Linked DNA regions of Homo sapiens: region 2 is linked to region 1. A link is an interaction called in ENCODE POLR2A ChIA-PET data of the cell type or tissue named here. Cell type or tissue: Caco-2. All regions are shown on one strand. Each heading gives the region's core, and the rest is flanking DNA. Links, peaks and the distances in the headings are about the cores only.

Region 1 (9,162 bases), core at 3,442-7,441:
CAATTTCTTCAGTTTTGAGACTCGGACTACACTCCGTGCTCCTCAAGTTTGCAGACAACCTATTGTGGGACCTTGTGATCATGTAAGTTAATGCTTAATTTATCTATCTATCTATCTATCTATCTATCTATCTATCTATCTATCCCCCTAGGAAACCCTGACTAATACACTGTCTCAACAACAACAAGAACAAAGCTTAAGCTCTGGTGGCTCCTGGTCTCTGAGTTTGGGACCCTGGTCTAAACCTATATTATTTAAGCAAGTGACTTCATCACAACCCAGGAAGACTGAAGACACTAATGTCCATCTATTCATTCCGTTACTTTATACAGATTTACTCTACACATAGCACCTGTTATGTTCCAGGTGTCTGAGGAGCTAGAGAAACCACAAGGAACAGGACAGGCACAGTTCCTATCCTCTCCAAGCTTACATACTGGTGAGAGAAACAGAGACCAAAGGGGCAAACAAAGAGACAGACAAGGTGATGGAATAGCAATTAATTGGGGATCATGAGCAGTGGTGTATGCCTGTAGTCCCAGCTACTCGGGAGGATGAGGTGGGAGGATCATTTGAGCCCAGGAGTTCAAGACCAGCCTGGCCAATAAAAAGATCCTGTTTCTTAGAAAGAAAGAAATTAATTGAAGTAGTCCCACCTGAATGGACAGCCAGGGAAAGACAGCCAAGGAAGCTTCTGAGAAAAAGTCATTTGAGCTAAGAGCTGAAGGGTCATTCCAAGAGCGATCCAAGCAGAGAGAAGGAACATGTGCCAAGTGTTGGAGACAGATGGGAGTTCAGGGCTTCCAGGATGAGAAAGGAAGCCAGTGTGGCTACAGTGTAATGAGTGAGAGAGGAGAATCTCTCTGTAGATACAGAGGTAAATGTAAGTGGAGATGAAGACAGAGGTGGAGATGATGATGGAGATCATCTTGCATTTGCCTGCCCAGCATTCCACGTCTTCTTCTTGCAGTAGAATGCTATTTTCTTTTCATCCTATGAGATTTGGATGGTATTGACTTCCCTCTGCAGTACCAGAAATCCATGCTTGGCTAATTGATTACTGCCTCCCCCCGCCTCTCCATCATCCCAACCAATTCACGAACCCACTCCCAGCATGTCGCTCAACCAGGCCAATAAACAAGACTTCAGCCAGACCTGTTGGTAAAGACGCAAACTGAACTGCTAGTGCCCATCTTACCACAACAGGGGGACAGCATGCATAAGAGTAACTCCCAGAGGCAAGCAGAGCTGAGAAAGTCCTGAGCTATAGTTTGACCCTTTGGACCCAGATGTATCCAGACTTTTCAGCTATGTAAGCCATTAAATGCTATTTTTTTTAAATATTTTGAGACAGGGTTACTATGGGGTTTCTCAAACTTGCAGCTCATGCATGATGCACGCTTACACAGTTATGCTGGCTGCTGAGTGGCAAATTGATTGAAGAAGGACAAAAGTGAAAACAGAGAAACGCATCAGGAGGCCACACAGGAGTCAGGAGAGAAGAATTAAATAATTTCACTAAACAGAATCCAGATTTTTGGAGCAAGTGATTACACTGAAACGTGTGGCTGTCTGTATACTGTACACTGCTCACAGATCAAGCCCACTCCATATGTTCAGGTGCCCATTTTGCACGTGAGCACTCTCTCTCGGCGGATCACTCTGAATGGCCAGTTCATTCTCATTCTCTGGGTCTCAGCTCAAATGACCCTTTCTCAGAGTGGCTGCCAGGAAAGCTATCCAAGTGGACTCTCCCATTATTTTCTATCCCATCACTTTGTTTATCTTTTCACAGCACTATCACAATGCATAATTATTTTGATTTTGTTTTTGTTTTTGTGTATATTTTTGTTTTTGTTTTGAGACAGGGTCTCGCTCTGTTGTCTAGGCTGGAGTGCAGTATCATGAACATGGTTCACTGCAGCCTCGACTTCATGGGCTCAAGCAGTCCTCCCACCTCAGCCTCCCAAGTAGGTGGGACCACAGATATTCACCACCATGCCCAGCTAATTTTTTAATCTTCTGTAGAGACAGGATCTCACTATGTTGCCCAGGCTGGTCTTGAACTCCTGGGCTTAAGTGATCCTCTTGCCTCAGCCTCCCAAAGTGCTGGGATTACAGGTGTAAGCAACTGCACCAGGCCCATAATTATTTTGTTTGTTTATTTGCTTATCCCTTTGGTCTCTGTCTCCCCCAGAGCAATGAAAGCTTGAGGAGAACTGGGGTCATGTTTGTCCCATTCATAGCTGTGCCTCCAGCTACTGAGCATAGCCTGGAGCAAACAGGTGCTCAACAAATACATGTTGACTACATTTTAATTTAATAACTCCTCTCCTGACAATTTACTCCGAGAAGTCAACTCAGAAGAAATTTTCAAAACACCATAGACATAGATAGTCGCCATAATCTAAAATGTTCAAAAAATAGCCGTCTTTAAGTGAGTGAATAATGGCATATCCACAAGGTAGCTACTACAGCCAGAGAAAATTATAAAGTATTAGAAAAATGTCCCAATATAGGCCAGGTGTGGTGGCTCATGCCTGTAATCCCAGCACTTTGGGAGGCCTAGGCGGGTGGATCACAAGGTCAGGAGTTCAAGACCAGCCTGGTCAACATAGTGAAACCCCTTCTCTACTAAAAATACAAAAAATTAGCTGGGCATGGTGGTGGGTGCCTGTAATTCCAGCTACTCAGGAGGCCGAGGCAGGAGAATCACTTGAACTCAGGAGGCAGATGTTGCGGTGAGCCAAGATTGCACCATTGCACTCCAACCTGGGCAACAAAAGTGAAACTCCGTCTCAAAAAAAAAAGAAAGAAAAAGAAAAGAAAAGGAAAAACATGGCAATATAGAATAGAAAATAATGTTAAGTGATAAAGGAAGGATATAACATCATACAGATTGTACCTATATTTAAAAATGAACATATACCTGTAATCAAAATCTAAACACATGTGGATCACTACAGGAAGGGAGGGTGTAAAAACAAACAGGTGATGTGGAAGTCATATAGATCCAGGGTTATTTTACTTGTGCTTTTTATTTCCTTACAAGTTGATTTTACAATAAACAGGCAATGTGGAGTTATGCAAAATGACCAGATTCAGAATGAAAAGCTGCAGAATGTTTGGGCTGTAGGAATCATGCCAACCTCCTAGAGCTGTTGTAAAGTTACAATGGGATCTTGGATTCAGAGGTACACAGCTCAGAACTAGGATAAATGTTTGATGCATAAATTTAATAATCATAATGACAATTACAATAAAAACATAATGCTAATCATCATTACATTATAAGGAGTATTATAACGAGATCAGGAGTTCGAGACCAGCCTGGCCAACATGGCAAAACCCTGTGACTGCAAAAATTAGCCAAGGGCAGTGGCGTGTGCCTGTAGTCCCAGCTACTTGGGAAGCTGAGGCAAAGAATCGCTTGAACCCAGGAGGCAGAGGTTGCAGTGAGCTGAGATAGCACCAATGCACTCCAGCCTGGGCGTCAGAGAGAGACTGTCTCAAAAAAATATCGGGGGGACCCAGAGAACTCTCTCCCACCCTCTCTTCGCCATGTGAGAGGCTACAACAGAAAGTTGGTAGTCTGCAACCTGGAAGAGGAACCGTGGCAGAACCTGACCATGCTGGCAGCCTGACCTTGGATTTTCAGTCCCCAAAGTGTGAGAAATCAATCTCTGTTTTCTAAGCCACCCAGTCCATAGTAATTTGCTAATAGCAGCCTGAACTAAGACAGACACTCAGCTCCAGTCACACTGAACTAACTGTTCCCCAAGTCGTCATGACCTCTCATGGCTGGTGAGAAGCCCCATCTCTGTGCTCTCTTAGCCCCTGTGTGTCTTATTTATAGGGACACTTAGATACTGAGTTTTCTGGGCTGTCAATCTGTCAGTCTCTCCCCCTAGTTCATGAGTCTCGCGAGGACTAGTGTCTGATTCATTTCAATGTCCCTTGTACCTATCGCTGAATCTAGTTCAATAAACCTGGGTTTAATTGAATGGAAATATAATAAACTGTTTATGATGTGGTAGAAGCAATACAAGTAAAAGCTACAAAGAAGAGAAGGAGCAATTATCAAGGGTAGAGCCTGGACTCTACACTTACCAAGAATCCTCACTCCATGCAATCAACCCCAGCTCTGAACACCAGGGAGGAGTTCAGCTCCTGCCTTCCGCCCCCGTGGGGGCCCTCGTGATGAATACATACACTTCATACCATCTCACAACCTACCTGGGTTTCCTCATCTGAGCTTGAAGAAAAGAAAAATGAACACTTTGCCAAAACCGCCATCCTCCATCCACCAAAAGCCCTTCTCTCTTGTGCCTGGTTCAATTATTCTTTTCTGAGGGGCAACATGCAGGATGAGAAAAAAGGGCCAGGTCCTAAGTGGGGCTCTCCTCTAAGAAGCAAAAGCACGAGTTTCAGAGAGATGAAAAAGAAGACTGGGCCGGGTGCAGTGGCTCACGCCTGTAATCCTAGGACTTTGGAAGGCTGAGGTGGGCAGATCACCTGAGGTCAAGAGTTCAAGACCAGCCTGACCAACATGGTGAAACCCTGTCTCTACTAAAAAAAAATAAAAATAAAAAATTAGCCAGGCATGGTAGTGCATACCTATAATCCCAACTACTTGGGAGGCTGAGGCAGGAGAATCGCCTGAACCCGGGAGGCGGAGGTTGCAGTGAGTTGAGATCGTGCCATTGCACTCCAGCTGGGCAACAACAGCAAAACTCCATCTCAAAAAAAAAAAAAAAAAAAAAGAAGAAGACCCATGTTCTGGGACTTACTGCTATCACAGAGATGCTAGTCATTCGTTTGTTGTATAAAAAACAGACTTATGCCGGGCATGGTGGCTCACGCCTGTAATTCCAGCACTTTGGGAGGCCGAGGTGGGTGGATCACCTGAGGTCGGAAGCTCAAGACCAGCCTGACCAACATGGAGAAACCCCGTCTCTACTAAAAATACATAATTAGCTGGGCGTGTTGGTGCATGCCTGTAATCCCAGCTACTCGGGAGGCTGAGGCAGGAGAATCGGTTGAACCTGGGAGGCGGATGTTGTGGTGATCCAAGATCGCGCCATTACACTCCAGCCTGGGTGACAAAAGCAAAACTCCATCTCAAAAAAAAATTAATTAATTAATTAATTAAAAAAAAAACAGACTTATTCCCCCATGTCACATGTTCATTTCCCTGAAGACATCACAAGCTCAAAGCCTCCCCGGCTCAAAGTGTTCAGTGCTTGATATGCTATCCCTGTCCACCTGCAAAGGCACTGTCCTGAAGATTAGATGTATTTGTTCTCTTCTACAATGCTTTAGATAAGATAAGGACACAAGAGCCAGTGAATACACATCAGGACCTGCACAGAAGTATAGAGAAGTATCACCACTGTCACTAGGGTGGATCATAAAGCTGAAAAAAATGCCCATTTGAAAACCAATAACCCATGATCTGAGACCCAGATATTTAATATGTGGTTACTTTCTGCCTCCAATGTAAATATTTATTGTGTTTTAGCATGTAAAGAAAAGCTATGGCTATTACACTTCCCAACGTGATGTTCTTGCTGACCAACATGATGGACACATTTATTGAAACCAGCGCCACACAAACCTGGGTTTTCTAATGACAACAGAAACAAGTCTCTCCTTCCCTGGCACATCTCAGATGGATTAAAAATCTTGAAGTGGGCCGGGCACGGTGGCTCATGCCTGTAATTCCAGCACTTTGGGAGGCCAAAGCAGGTGGATCACCTGAGGTCAGGAGTTCGAGACCAGCCTGCCCAACATGATGAAACCCCATCTCTACTAAAGATACAAAAAATTAGCTGGGCGTGGTGGCAGGTGCCTGTAATCCCAGTTACTTGGGAGGCTGAGGCAGGAGAATCGCTTGAACCCGGGAGGCAGAGGTTGCAATAAGCCGCAATTGCGCCACTGCACTCCAGCCTAAGCAACAGAGTGAGACTCTGTCTAAAAAAAAAAAAAAAAAAAAAAAAATCTTGAAGGGACACATAAATGGTTTCCAAGATATTGAGAATCCTGTAAGAGAGTTTAGCAGGCAGAGCCACCAAAGTGTTTGTCAATTAGATCATGATGTTCCCAAGGCAAGACCGCTTCTCCAATGCATTCCCAGTGCCAGGCACAGTGGTTGACACATGAGAAGCACTCAACAGGTTCAAACAAACAAATGAATGAAGGGCAGAATGGACTGGATTATTTCAAACATGATCTCTCAGATTCACTGTGAAAACTTAGAGCAAAATTTAGAAAGCATATGCTTTTGTGTCCCTAACCCCAGTGTTACCCCTGAACCCACTGGCCAAACACTCACAGTTGGAACATATATCAATTAAGGTGTTTTCAAGAGCAAAGAATAAGCCACTCAACTTAAAGCGACTTAAAGAATTAGGAAATTTAGGCCAGGCATGGTGGCTCACACTTGCAATCCCACCACTTCGGGAGGCTGAGGTGGGGAATCACTAAAGTATAGAAGTTTGAGACAGCCTGAGCAACATTGCAAGACCCCAGCTCTAAACACACACACACACACACAAAGTGTTTTTATTTTTTTAATTAGCTGGGTGTGGTGACGTGTGCCTGTAGTCCCAGCAACTCAGGAAGCTAAGGAGGGAGGATCACTTGAGCCTAGGAGTTTGAGGCTGCAGTGAGCTATGATTGCACCACTGCACTCTAGCCTGGGTGACAGAGTAAGATCCTGTCTCAAAAAAGAAGAAAGAAGAAAGAAGAAGAATTATTAGGAAATGTATTACCTCAAATAGAACAACTACAGGGATTTCAGGTGAGTTACAGAAGAGGCACACACACACTCACACACACACACACACACACACCCCTACACATCCTTACCCATTATAGTAAGTCCCCGTTTTAATTATTCAAAGGTAGAGAATATTATTGAATTCAGAATAACACGTCAGTCAGTCAGGTGCAGATCACAGCACACATCTTAGTGAGGCTTCTAATGAGATTCAAAGGGCTATGTCACTGCTCTTTTTTACTCGTTGCTCATGTCACTAGAATAGAATTTACTCTAACATCTATGGCTTCTATTCAAGGGAATGTTTAAACACAACATGAATGAGTCCATTTCCTCAACTGCAGAAAGAAAGCAGAGTCCATGCCCAGGAATTCTCAAACATCACTCTGCCTTCAGCATTGCACAGTACCGGCAAAGCCATTTCCTCACATTTTATTTGAGGATTTTGATACGGAGTGCTAGCACAATGATTACAAGTTCATTTTGTCCAATTTATACACCATAAAGGCCAGAGGTGGAGTGACTTCAGAGCTGATTCAATAACTTCATCTAGGATCCATGTTTTTTCCATGTCTCAACATATCAACTTTGTTCTTAGACTGGCTCCCCTCATGGTCCCAAGAGGGCTGCCACAGTTCTAGACCTCACATCTGGATTGAAAAACATCCAGAGGCAGAAAAAGCCTGAATCTTCTAGTGGTAAGAGTAGAAGAAACCTTTTCCAGGTGCCTCCCATCAGCTCCCTGCTTTAATTTTTTTTTTTTTTTGAAATGGAGTTTTAGCTTGTCACCAGCCTGGAGTGCGGTGGCACAATCTCAGCTCACTGCAATCTCCACCTCCTGGGTTCAAGTGATTCTCCTGCCTCAGCCTCCTGAGTAACTGGGATTACAGGCGCATGCCACCATACCCAGCTAATTTTCGTATTTTTAGTAGAGACAGGGTTTCGCCATGTTGGTCAGGCTGGTCTCGAACTCCTGACCTCGTGATCTGCCCACCTGGGCCTCCCAAAGTGCTAGGATTACAGGTGTGAGCCACCGCACCCGGGCTTTTTTTTTTGTTTTTAATCAGCCAGGTGTGGTGCCGTGTGCCTGTAGTCCCAGCGACTCAGGAGGCTGAGGAAGGAGGATCACTTGAGCCTAGGAGTTTGACTTTAAGTCTCAGGCCGTACTGAGAGACACACCCACCCCAAAATTCATTACTGATAAGGGAACATGGGATTGCAGTTACTGGTTAAACTAATCAAGATTCACCCCTGAGCTGGAGACAGAGACACCTTCCATGACTAAACCAGGGCTCTGTCAGCTGGGAAGAATGCCCTAAGCAAAGGACAGGCACCGAACAGCATCTGTGCCCAATAGCCCGAGCCCCATCAGCAGGGACCTTTTGGGACTCTGTGGCTGTGTGGGCTCCAGGGGTCCCTTGAGGTAGAGACACTATTAAAGAGAAGGGATTCAGCACTTAGCTCACCCATAGTGTTTGATTCTGGCTCCTCTTGGGGCAACAGCAAAGTATGGGGGCTATGCTGACATCACGATCTATGATGCTGCCGCCACCATGGTTTATTAGCCTGCCTGTGCCACTTCCTGAGCCTCCAAATCACACAGAATGTAAGACAGACAAAAATGTCATCAGAGTACAAGAGCAAAGCAAGCTGCTTTACTGGGTACCTACTAGACACAAGACATGGTTTTTCACATTAAATCATTTAATTCTCACAATAGCCACCAGCTAGGTATTATCAGCACTCTGTTAATAGAAAAGAGGGCAGTGGCTCAAGCCTGTGATCCCAGCACTTTGGGAGGCCTAGGTGGGTTGATCACTTGAGCTCAGGAGTTGGAGACCAGCCTGAGCAACAAAGTGAAACCCCATCTCTAAAAAAATTTTTAAATTACCCAGGTGTGGCGGTACACATCTGTAGTCCCAGCTACTCAGGAGGCTGAGGTAGGAGGATGGCTTGAGCCCAGGAGGTGGAGGTTGCAGTGAGCCAAGTTATCATGACTGCACTCCAGCCTGGGTGATAGAGCCAGACCCTGTCTCAAAAAAATAAATTAATTAAGTTAAATTAAATTAATGCAGAAGTTGAGGGACAATCAAACAATTTGTCCAACATCTCATCACTAGAAAGTATCAGAGCCCAAATTCTAGCTCCAACCCTGACTCTAAAACCTGCAGCCTTTGTATGCGGACATACTGTGTTCCAGTGCAGAATAGAATGCCAAGTCACAAGCAAAGAGAAAAGGACATACCAGAAAACATTGTCAGCCCAAGAATATAACCAGAGAAGACAAAGAAAGAGTTACAAACATTCAGGAAACATGAGATCGGCATTACATTATGATCCCATAAACACGGTTCACATATGCAAGTTACATATAAAGCACA
Region 2 (9,162 bases), core at 3,263-7,262, 860 kb before region 1:
ATGCATCTTTCCTAGAAAACACCCATTGTGTTCAATCTCAGTTTTTGTATCAGTAGCTGACAGCATTTTAGCAGTCTAAGATGATGATTAATGCTTGTGACTATCTGGCATTCAGTAATGTTATCCCCCGTTCTCACTGAGGCTGGTGAGGACAGGGATATTGCATTTGTCTTACAAATTTGCTGGGGCAGAGCCAGAGTAAACATCCACTGGAGGTTCCGTTTAAGGCCAACTCATTAGAATTTTAACCAATTTGCAAGAATAATCTCAATTAGCAGAGCTCATTAGACTTTAATTGGACTTTAAGCTCTTCCTTTAACCTGGTAGCCTTGGTGGGGCTCCTGAGGATTCGTTGCTGGGGGTGGATGTCTACATGGATGTATACGTGTGGGCATGCCAAAGAGTTAATTTTCCCACAGCAGGGTGGAGTAATCCAAAGAAAACAAACAAGGAATCAGACTGTCTTGACAAAGGCACTACATGATTGTAAAAGGCAACAGGACCCAGGTTTTGCAAAAAAGCAAACCAAACCAAAACAAAAAAACATGCAGACACGCAGACAGCTTTTTAAAAATTTCTTCCTTATCACAGCCAAAAGTTGCTGCTGCTGATTATCTGTGCTCAAGACTGGTCAACACAAATGTCTTTGGAGAACAGCCACCACTCCCTCATTCCAGGCCGGCCTTAGGTAACCTGAGGATGACTCGGTGTTAAGCCAACAATCTGTCCTGGCCCTGGTCCTAGCAAGTACCTATCGTGTGCCCGCAGCAGTGTCTGGGCACCTCTTCTCTCAATTTGTAAAGTGTCCAACCTGTGTTCTTCCAGTTAACCCTTTCTTGATGTTGTGCTCCCCTCCCCCTTATCATCCTTGATACTATAAAATCATTAAGATATGTTGCTTTTGATTGTGAACTAGGTCACCTCAAGACTCAAGACATCCCCTCTCTTTTCTTGTGTTTGATTCCCAGGAGTTCATAGACTTTGAAGAGGACCCGGGGGTCCCATCCAGCAGAACTCTGCATTTGATATAGCATGGACAGGTGCCCATTGCGTCCACTTCCAGGAACAGGTCCCTGTCCTGTCTTCCTGTGTATACCACTCACCCACCCACATCTCTTGATTTCCTGAGCTACACTGAATATGCTGAATCCAGCTTCCTCCTGACAGCCTTTCAAAGCCGCCCAGGACTTCCTTGAGATTGCTCTTCTTCAGATGAAGAGCTTCTTCCATGGGTGCTGCCATTTTGAGATCTTCCTCCATCCTGACCTACAACACTTCTCCATGTTCTTATCCTTTACCACTTATGATGAAGGACTTAAAGCAGAGAACATCCTACCTACAGCTCCGCATTCTTAATGCTCACGTAGAACAGAATTTCACCTTCCATGCCATGGCCTTTATACCTTTGTTGATATAGCCAGCTGTGGTACCTTTAACTTTATTTGCCAGGCCTGTGAGACCTTTGCCCTGTGACAAGCATCATGTCAACCGGCCCCTCTCAACCTGGGCTTTTTCAGCTCGGCTGATTCCATCAGGGCTGTGACCCACCTAATGGCAGGGCTTTGTATTGACCGCATCTCACTTTGTCTTGTTGAATGTGGATGGTCTTTATTAGTAACCCACTCAGGAATCCAGAAATAGGAACTGTCCAGAGCTGTTCTCTGGGGCCCGGGGTATTCTCTGTTGTACATAGGGACATGCTGACTTTTATTTAGAAAATTCAATGTGTGATTTATTCCCAAATCTCCAACCTACTGAATTTTGTATCCTGGCCTTTTTTTTTCTGCTCACATGGCCGTTTCTTGGAAGTAAAGAGAACTTTGAAGAGGGTAAAAAAAAAAAAAAATTAAAAGAGATGATGTTCTTCAATTGTTTTTCATTTTTTCCCCAGAGATTGCATAGTTTTCTCTCATAAATCCAATCAGTCTTTCAAACTTAAACATAGCATTTATTTCTTTGTTACTTAGAATCTATGGAGGCTGGGAATGGGAATGAGGAGAAAGGAGAAGTCAGCAGGTAACAGAGGAAAGGGCATTAGATCCAGAGCCAGGAGGCTACATGGGTGTGTGACCCTGCAGTTGCACTGAGCCTGTGCTCAGAGGGCTCTGTGTTTGACTGAATGCTGTGTTTTTGCCATCTTGAAATTCTTAACTTTTTAAGAAAGGGGTCTCGCATTTTAATTTTGCACAGGGCCTCAGCTGATCCATCCTGATTAGGAGCCCAAACTCTCTCTCCTCCTCTCCCTCTTCCAATCTTGGCACGTTATTCACCTCATATCCACTAAGTAAAATGAAGGTGTTTCCACATCTGGCGATATGTGAATCTAAAGCAGAAGAGGTAGAAAAATGGGAAAGTGGGCTGTGTCACGAATAGTGAATGGAACTGGGGCTTTACACAAGGTCTTTGACTTTACCTGATTCAATTCTTCTTCCTCTTCTTCTTATTATTTCCTTTTTTGAGACAGGGTCTTGCTCTGTCACCCAGACAGGGGTGCAATGGTGCAATCACAGCTCACTGCAGTCACCATTTCTGGGTTCAAACCATCCTCCTGCCTTAGCCTCAGGAGTATCTGGTACTACGGTCATGTGCCATCATATCTAGCAAATTTTTTTTTTTTATTTTTAGTAAATACAGGGCCACACTATGTTGCCCAGGCTGGTCTTGAACTCCTGGCCTCAAGCAATTCTCCTGCCTTAGCCTCCTGAAGTGCTGGGATTATGGGTGTGAGTTACTGGGCCAGGCCTCAAAACTCAGTTCTCAAAGGGGAAAATGGTCTCCTCAAGTCCCATAACACACTGGAGTAGAGTTGTCTGTGAGTGAGTCTCTCCCTCAGGGGCCCATAGGGAAAGTGATGGCCATAGGCAAGGAGTGGCCAATTATGGGCAGGGAGAGTGAGATCAGACTATTTCCTCCTTACTCAGGTGCCTGCCTTTCTCTTACTCTGTGAAACACATACAGATACTCTAACACACTAAAATAGCATTGAACAGTTTTTGCGCAAGGGTTCCAGTGATAATTCCAAACCACTCAGAGTCCAGGGTGGAAAATTGGGCCCTGTGTTGTAGAGGAGCATGGAGACCTGCACCTGGGCCAACTGTGCATCCTTTGCGGACTCCCTCTGAGCGTGCTGTGTGGGTGCTCTTTCCATCCAATGTGAGCTCATCTGTTCATGTCATGTTGGAGCAGGCTCCTTAAACCTTGTGGGAGATGCTCCGTTGCTTTTCCAGTTTCTGGAATGTGTTCTGTATTCTTCACCGCAGAGCTTCTGCCTTAAACAACTCCTACCCCACCTTTTCAATATACTTCCCCAGGGAAGTCTTTTTTGATCACCAGTCTCATATAGGCATGCCTAGTGTTCACCTTCACTATCATACCACTTGTAGCTCATTTATAATCACGTCGGTTTCTTTCGATGTCATTTTGGTTAATGTTTGTGTCCTTCACTAAAATGCAAATGACTAAAATTTACTGAGAGTTTACTATTTTTCAGGAGCTTTACATGTGTTATTTAGTGTTTATAATGACTCTAAAAGGTAGATATTTATTATTATCCTTCCCATTTTCCAGATGAGGAAACTGAAGCATAGAGAGGCTAATCCATTTATTCAAGGTTCTGTGGATTACAGATGGCAGAGTTGATAATCAGGTTAGATGGGCGATTTGGTTCCAGGGTTCACTCTACTCATGCCAATGCTATTTGCCATGATGGTAGGGGCTGTGGATATATTTGCTTACCATGGTATCCTCTATGCCTAACTCCTGGCTCATAATAGGCCCTCAATAGATACATGTTAACTCATGAGAGTGTACCAATTCGTTTGTCTTAATTTTAGAGTTTCTCTGCTCTTGTTGCGAGGAGAAAGGGGACAGATATGTGTACACAATAATGTTGGTGGTTACAACTCAGCCTTCTAAGCATTTGGTACCTTTAGAGACAGGCCACAGAAACACCAGGAAAAGACGGCTGACAATAGGGCTGTGACTCTAGGACCTTGTGTTGCACCCTCACTGCTTGCCTTTTCGTCACTGTGGTACATTCCACCCATGCTTCACCTCGATGCCAATGGAAAACAGCTCTATAACACTTCCTATGGAACCCAGTCCAAGAATCATGGTAAAGGATGGTGGGGATGAGAGCCAGTGGACATTTTCCATTTCAGATGTGGTTAAGGGCAGAGTTCCCTCTTGGTTTGTCCTAAACTTTGGCCCCATGGTGACTAAGGAGGATGACTCACCAGTGTTCTTCCTATTTTCAGTATTAAAATAATTCTAACCCAATCTAGTTTCCATTGCCGTGGAAGGCAAACCACAGCCGTGTTGAGTTTGTTAATACTTAAAGCAGAAACAGAAAGGGAGCCGAGGATAAAGGCGTCGACGCCCTGGGGAACATATACTTGCTTTATGGTCTACTGCGGAGGTCAAGGTTAAGGGAACTCTGATCTCACCCCATTTTATTTTTTTTCAGCTGTACAAGAAGTATCCCGGGCCAGACTCTGGGGCATCTGCTGTGGATACAGAGAGGAATAAGGCGAAATTAATTCCTCGAGTGTGTTGTATGGGGCATACATTTATATCTAGTGTGACACCATGTAGACTGTGCTGGGTTGATCTAGTTAACTGTGCTAAAATCCAAGAAGGTCCTGAAAAGAAATGCCATTTGAGTTCTTCTAGGAGGATCTGGAAGTTTGGCAAGAAGAAATGATGGAAGGGCATTCTAAATGAGGGAGTGGAATCAACAGAGGTTTGAAAGATCAAGGGGGGTTTGAGGCATAGAAAGCTATTGGTCTGGAATGGACAACACATCAGGTTTTGCAGGTCATGTTACTACATGAAGTGGAGAAAGCATAATGGGGTCATACAATGGAGGAGTTTTACACTTTAACCAATGGAGGGAAGTCAGTGGGGGAGGAGCTCTTCCATCCTCCTCTCTCCTATCTCCAACGACCTGCAGTTAAATTCGTATCTCAGATAAGCAGGCTGAAGGCAGAGAAGATGAGTGCCACAGTTCACAGGGCTCCTTCTTCAACAGGCCTGACAGGCTCTCCTGCTTCCTGAGAATTTAATCCACAGATGTTCATTTCATATCATCCTTTCAACACCATTCCATCTTTCTATCAACTAATCTCTATATCAACACCAAATTAAACCATAACCAAATTTTGCTGATGCAGGCAGGCAAGTGAGCTCCAATACTGGGGCTTAGCTGCGGAGGGTTCTTGGCTTGCCCAGGAAAGAACCAAAGGGCAAGCCAGTGGTGTTAGACAGCAATGTCTTATTGAATTGGAGTTGCTTTTTGTGGATAATGGCTAACTCAAGGCCATGTGCCCAGAGTTAGCACTCGTGCTATTGGCTAGCTGGATTTATACTAATTTTTAATTACATGCAAATCAAGGAGTCGTTTATGCAGAACTTTCTAGAAGAGGAGTAGTAACTTTGAAGTCATTGTCATGGAAACAGGAGGTAACTTTCGGGTCATTGCCATGGCATTTGTAAACTGTCATGGCACTGGTGGGAATATATTATGCTAATGAGCAATGAGGGCAACTAGCAATCTCTTTCAGCGCCACCTGCTGGTTCTGGCTGTTTTTTCCACTTCATCCTGTCTGGACTAGGAAAAAAAGTCCTGCTGGTCTCCTACCTCACTACTACTTTAAGGCACTCTGTTAGATGTTGAAAAGATGTATTGAACAGAGTAAGACAAACAGCCTTTGTGTGTCAAGATTACTCTATATATTTGCAGTAGTTCCATGAGTTTGGTATAGATGATAAACTGAGGCTTCAGGAGGTTGAGTAGCTTGACCAAGCTACTCAAGGTCATTCGGGGAGTGAGTGAAGGAGCCTGGAGCCAAACTCCGGAAGTTCCTCCGAGCTCAAGTTCCTAATCTGTTATGTGAGGAGATGATAAATACACCATGGAATAGCTGAAGATTAGAAGAGAATGCATCAATGACGCCCCAGGACAGTGCCTCATAGCTAGTCACTGTTGTTATCCTTATTACTTTCCACAGAGTGAGTGCACGTTCTTACTGCCTTCCCACACTGTCTCCCTGCAAGATAACACAGTATATTTTGGGTTAACCTCTCAGTATAAAAACTAAAGGCAGAAATAGAGAAGGGAGTGACATTAAAATGATGCTGGGAGAGTGATTACAAAGTAGATGACTATTCTGAAGTACATGCCAATCTGCCATTCTTTGGAACTCACTAAGCTCTCTCCTAGGATCAAGTCCAATTCTGTGAAAACTGACATCCGGGATTGTTGGACTTTGGCCCTGGTGGTGTGCCTGCAGATGACAGTGGCATGACCATGCTCTTTGCTTCTAAAGCAGTGACCACATCCAAAATGGCTTTGGAACTTGGAACACTTGGGTTTATATCCCAATTCCAACACTTGTGTGCCCTCTGATCACAGGCTGCTTACTGAACTTCTTTTAGTTTCAATTTCCTCCACTGTCAAGTGAGAATATGAGTACCTAGTCACAGAGGTTGTTGTAAGGTTATATAAAAATAAAAATTATATTCAGGACTTTGCATTGTATCTGACTAACACAAAGCTCTCAATGTGTGGTAGATTTTTCTATAAGGAAGTTTTGCATCTTTTGTAGGAAGGCTGATGATAGTCATGACGGTCCATGTTGTATATATACTTTTATAAGTGCTTCTTTGGAAGAGAGAGCTGCTTATTCCAGTCTGGCTCTTTCTGTGACATTGCACAGAGAAATGTGCTAGGAGCCACAGGGAAGCCCAGGAAGGATTTGCTACCAGCCTGAATTTTATTCTAAACAAATCTGCTACGTGGAAGACTGTACTTACACAAAGATAAATCACAAAGCAGTTACTCTTTTCATCAAGGACTTGGAAAAAGTATATGTAATCCATCCTAAAGTCATTTAGAAATGTTTAAATATAAAATAAATAATACATTTTATATCAGCATCTTGGGTGATTATTTAAAATTTATTTTCCATTTTATCATTGTTTCCCCTCCCCAAAGAAACAAAAACAATTAAGTAAAAAGTATAAAAGTGATTAAATGCTTTAAAATTATCTTTTTTTCAGCTTTCTAGGAGTACATACTTACTTTAGGGGCAATATCTATGTGCTTTATTTCCTTATTGTTTCTTTTTTGCTGTCTGATTTTAATGTCCATTATATTTTCATCTTAACCCCATTATTTCTTGTTCTATTTCTTTGTTTCCTTTTCTATTTTTAGGTTATGTCTTTTTGATGCCAAAACCGCTAGTTCATTTGGTCAGTTAGTCAAATAATTGTTAGTTCAGTTTTAGGGAAAAGAAAATCAAATCCACAAAACAAAATCAAAACCAAACCAAACCAAAAAACCTAATCAACCTCCACCACCAACCCATAACTATTAAACCTACACCCAGACCTTGTCTGAGGTACTGAGTAGGCCAAGTTCAAAAGGCTGGCTGTGCTATTCAGTTTTTGTTGGCAGTGTTGGTGAAGCTACTCTTCCTTTGCTCATATAGTCAGCCAAACGAATCATTTATTTATTGGTGTAATGCTTAAAGCTGAGGGTACTTTCATGGTACTTTTCTATTCCTGGAGTTATTATCATTTTCAGGCAATGAAGAACTGTGTTTTTAGTCCTAACCTCATTGCTTATGATCAAGTGACATAATTGGTCTATGACTCAGTCTCATCATCTGTAGAATGGGAAACTACTATGAGGATCAAATTAGATAAGAGATGTGGAAGGCCAGTATGGTGGCTTACATCTGTAATCCCAGAACTTTGAGAGTCCAGGGCAGGAGGATCACCTTAGATCGGGAATTCAGGACCAGCCTGGCCAACGTGGTGAAACTAAAATGTCTCTACTAAAAATATAAAAATTAGCTGGGCGTGGTGGCAGGTACCTGTAATCGCAGCTACTTGGGAGGCTGAGGCACAAGAATCGCTTGAGCCAGGGAGGCTGAGGTTGCAGTGAGCCGAGATTGCGCCACAGCACTCCAGCCTGGGCGATAGAGCAAGACTTGGTTTCAAACAAAACAAAACAAAACAAAACAGAACAAAACAAGAGATGTGGAAGCCCTTTTTAGTGGTAATATGATGTACACTTGCAGGTGATAATTTTCCCTTGTTGAAATTCTGTTGCGAAACTATTTTCTCCCCAAAGGGATGAGAGTTTAATAGCCTAAAAGTATTTGGGAGTTGGGAAAATAAGTACCAACTTCTATTTATTTTGAAATTCCTATTTATTCTTGAATGATTAAAATATATCTTAAAAACATTAAAGATTCTCAATTAATTGAATTTAAAAGCAAGTGTTCTATTGAATTCTAAAGACATTTGAAGAATTTTTAGCCTCCTAAATCCTTACTGTTAAGTTAATTTGGAGCTGCCTCTGTTCATGTGGGTTATAAAGCTGATCTCCTAGAATTAAAAGGTATGGGACATCATATTGCCATATCTGTTGTTTTTATGAATCTGTGTAAAGAATATAAATTTAGTAGAATTTAATTCATCCCATTTCAATAAAGATTGATGAACATTCCAGGTACCAGTGCAAGAATTGGAGAATAAAAGCTGAGGATGGGTTGTGGAGAATGATGGGATGATGTGCAGCTGTGCAAGTTAGCTTGCTTGAAACTTTTTCTACTTGCATTGTAAGAAAACAATAATGTAACATTTGTGCTATGAGACTTTGTGACCTATAAAGTGCCTTACATAACTTACTTTATCACAATGATAATCATATGAGACAGATATTCACTATTTCTCTGTTATAGGTGAGAATCTTGAGACTTAGCAAGGCTGAAAGTTGTTTAAGGCTGGACCCCCAGCTAGTTTGTGGCAGGGCTGAGGTTCACACACATCTGCGTCTTAAGTTTTGTGTGTTTTTCTTTTTCTTTCTCACACCATACTGCATCCATCTGAAGAAAAAATATTCATCAAATAAATTGTGGTTTTGTTTTTGTGTTTTAATATGGCACACATAACATTTATTTCTCCTTTCCAAGTTTACTACTACCTGTGTGTCTGTTCTCATGACGCATTAGAGCTTTGAACTTCTTGGAAGAAAGGAACTGTCTAAATTCATAGTATTGTTATTATTGTCGTTACTATTTGCCAAGACAAATGAAAAGTGGTGCATAGAGCAATGCTTGTCTTACTAGAACTCTTTAATTAAGAAAATTGGTT

The links. Peaks named below come from ENCODE experiments on the same cell type or tissue, not always from the same donor. Only the 100,000 strongest peaks of a DNase experiment are listed, where the experiment ranks them.
Region 2: POLR2A ChIA-PET joins it to region 1 with 5 read pairs; 3 of 35 experiments call an interaction of 5 or more read pairs at or near these places.

The regions. Positions count from the first base shown.
Region 1 is chr9:107,601,331-107,610,492 of GRCh38, reverse strand. All of the region lies in intron 5 of LOC105376205 (a long non-coding RNA gene), which reads right to left. Among named protein-coding and RNA genes, the nearest start is that of KLF4, 120 kb to the right of the region's middle. In Caco-2, for the core only: no CTCF peak of the experiment used is centred there; a DNase peak (open chromatin) is centred at 5,242.
Region 2 is chr9:108,464,937-108,474,098 of GRCh38, reverse strand. No RefSeq gene overlaps it. Among named protein-coding and RNA genes, the nearest start is that of ACTL7B, 390 kb to the left of the region's middle. In Caco-2, for the core only: a CTCF peak has its summit at 5,577 (motif pointing left); a DNase peak (open chromatin) is centred at 5,563; H3K27me3 peaks cover 121 bases.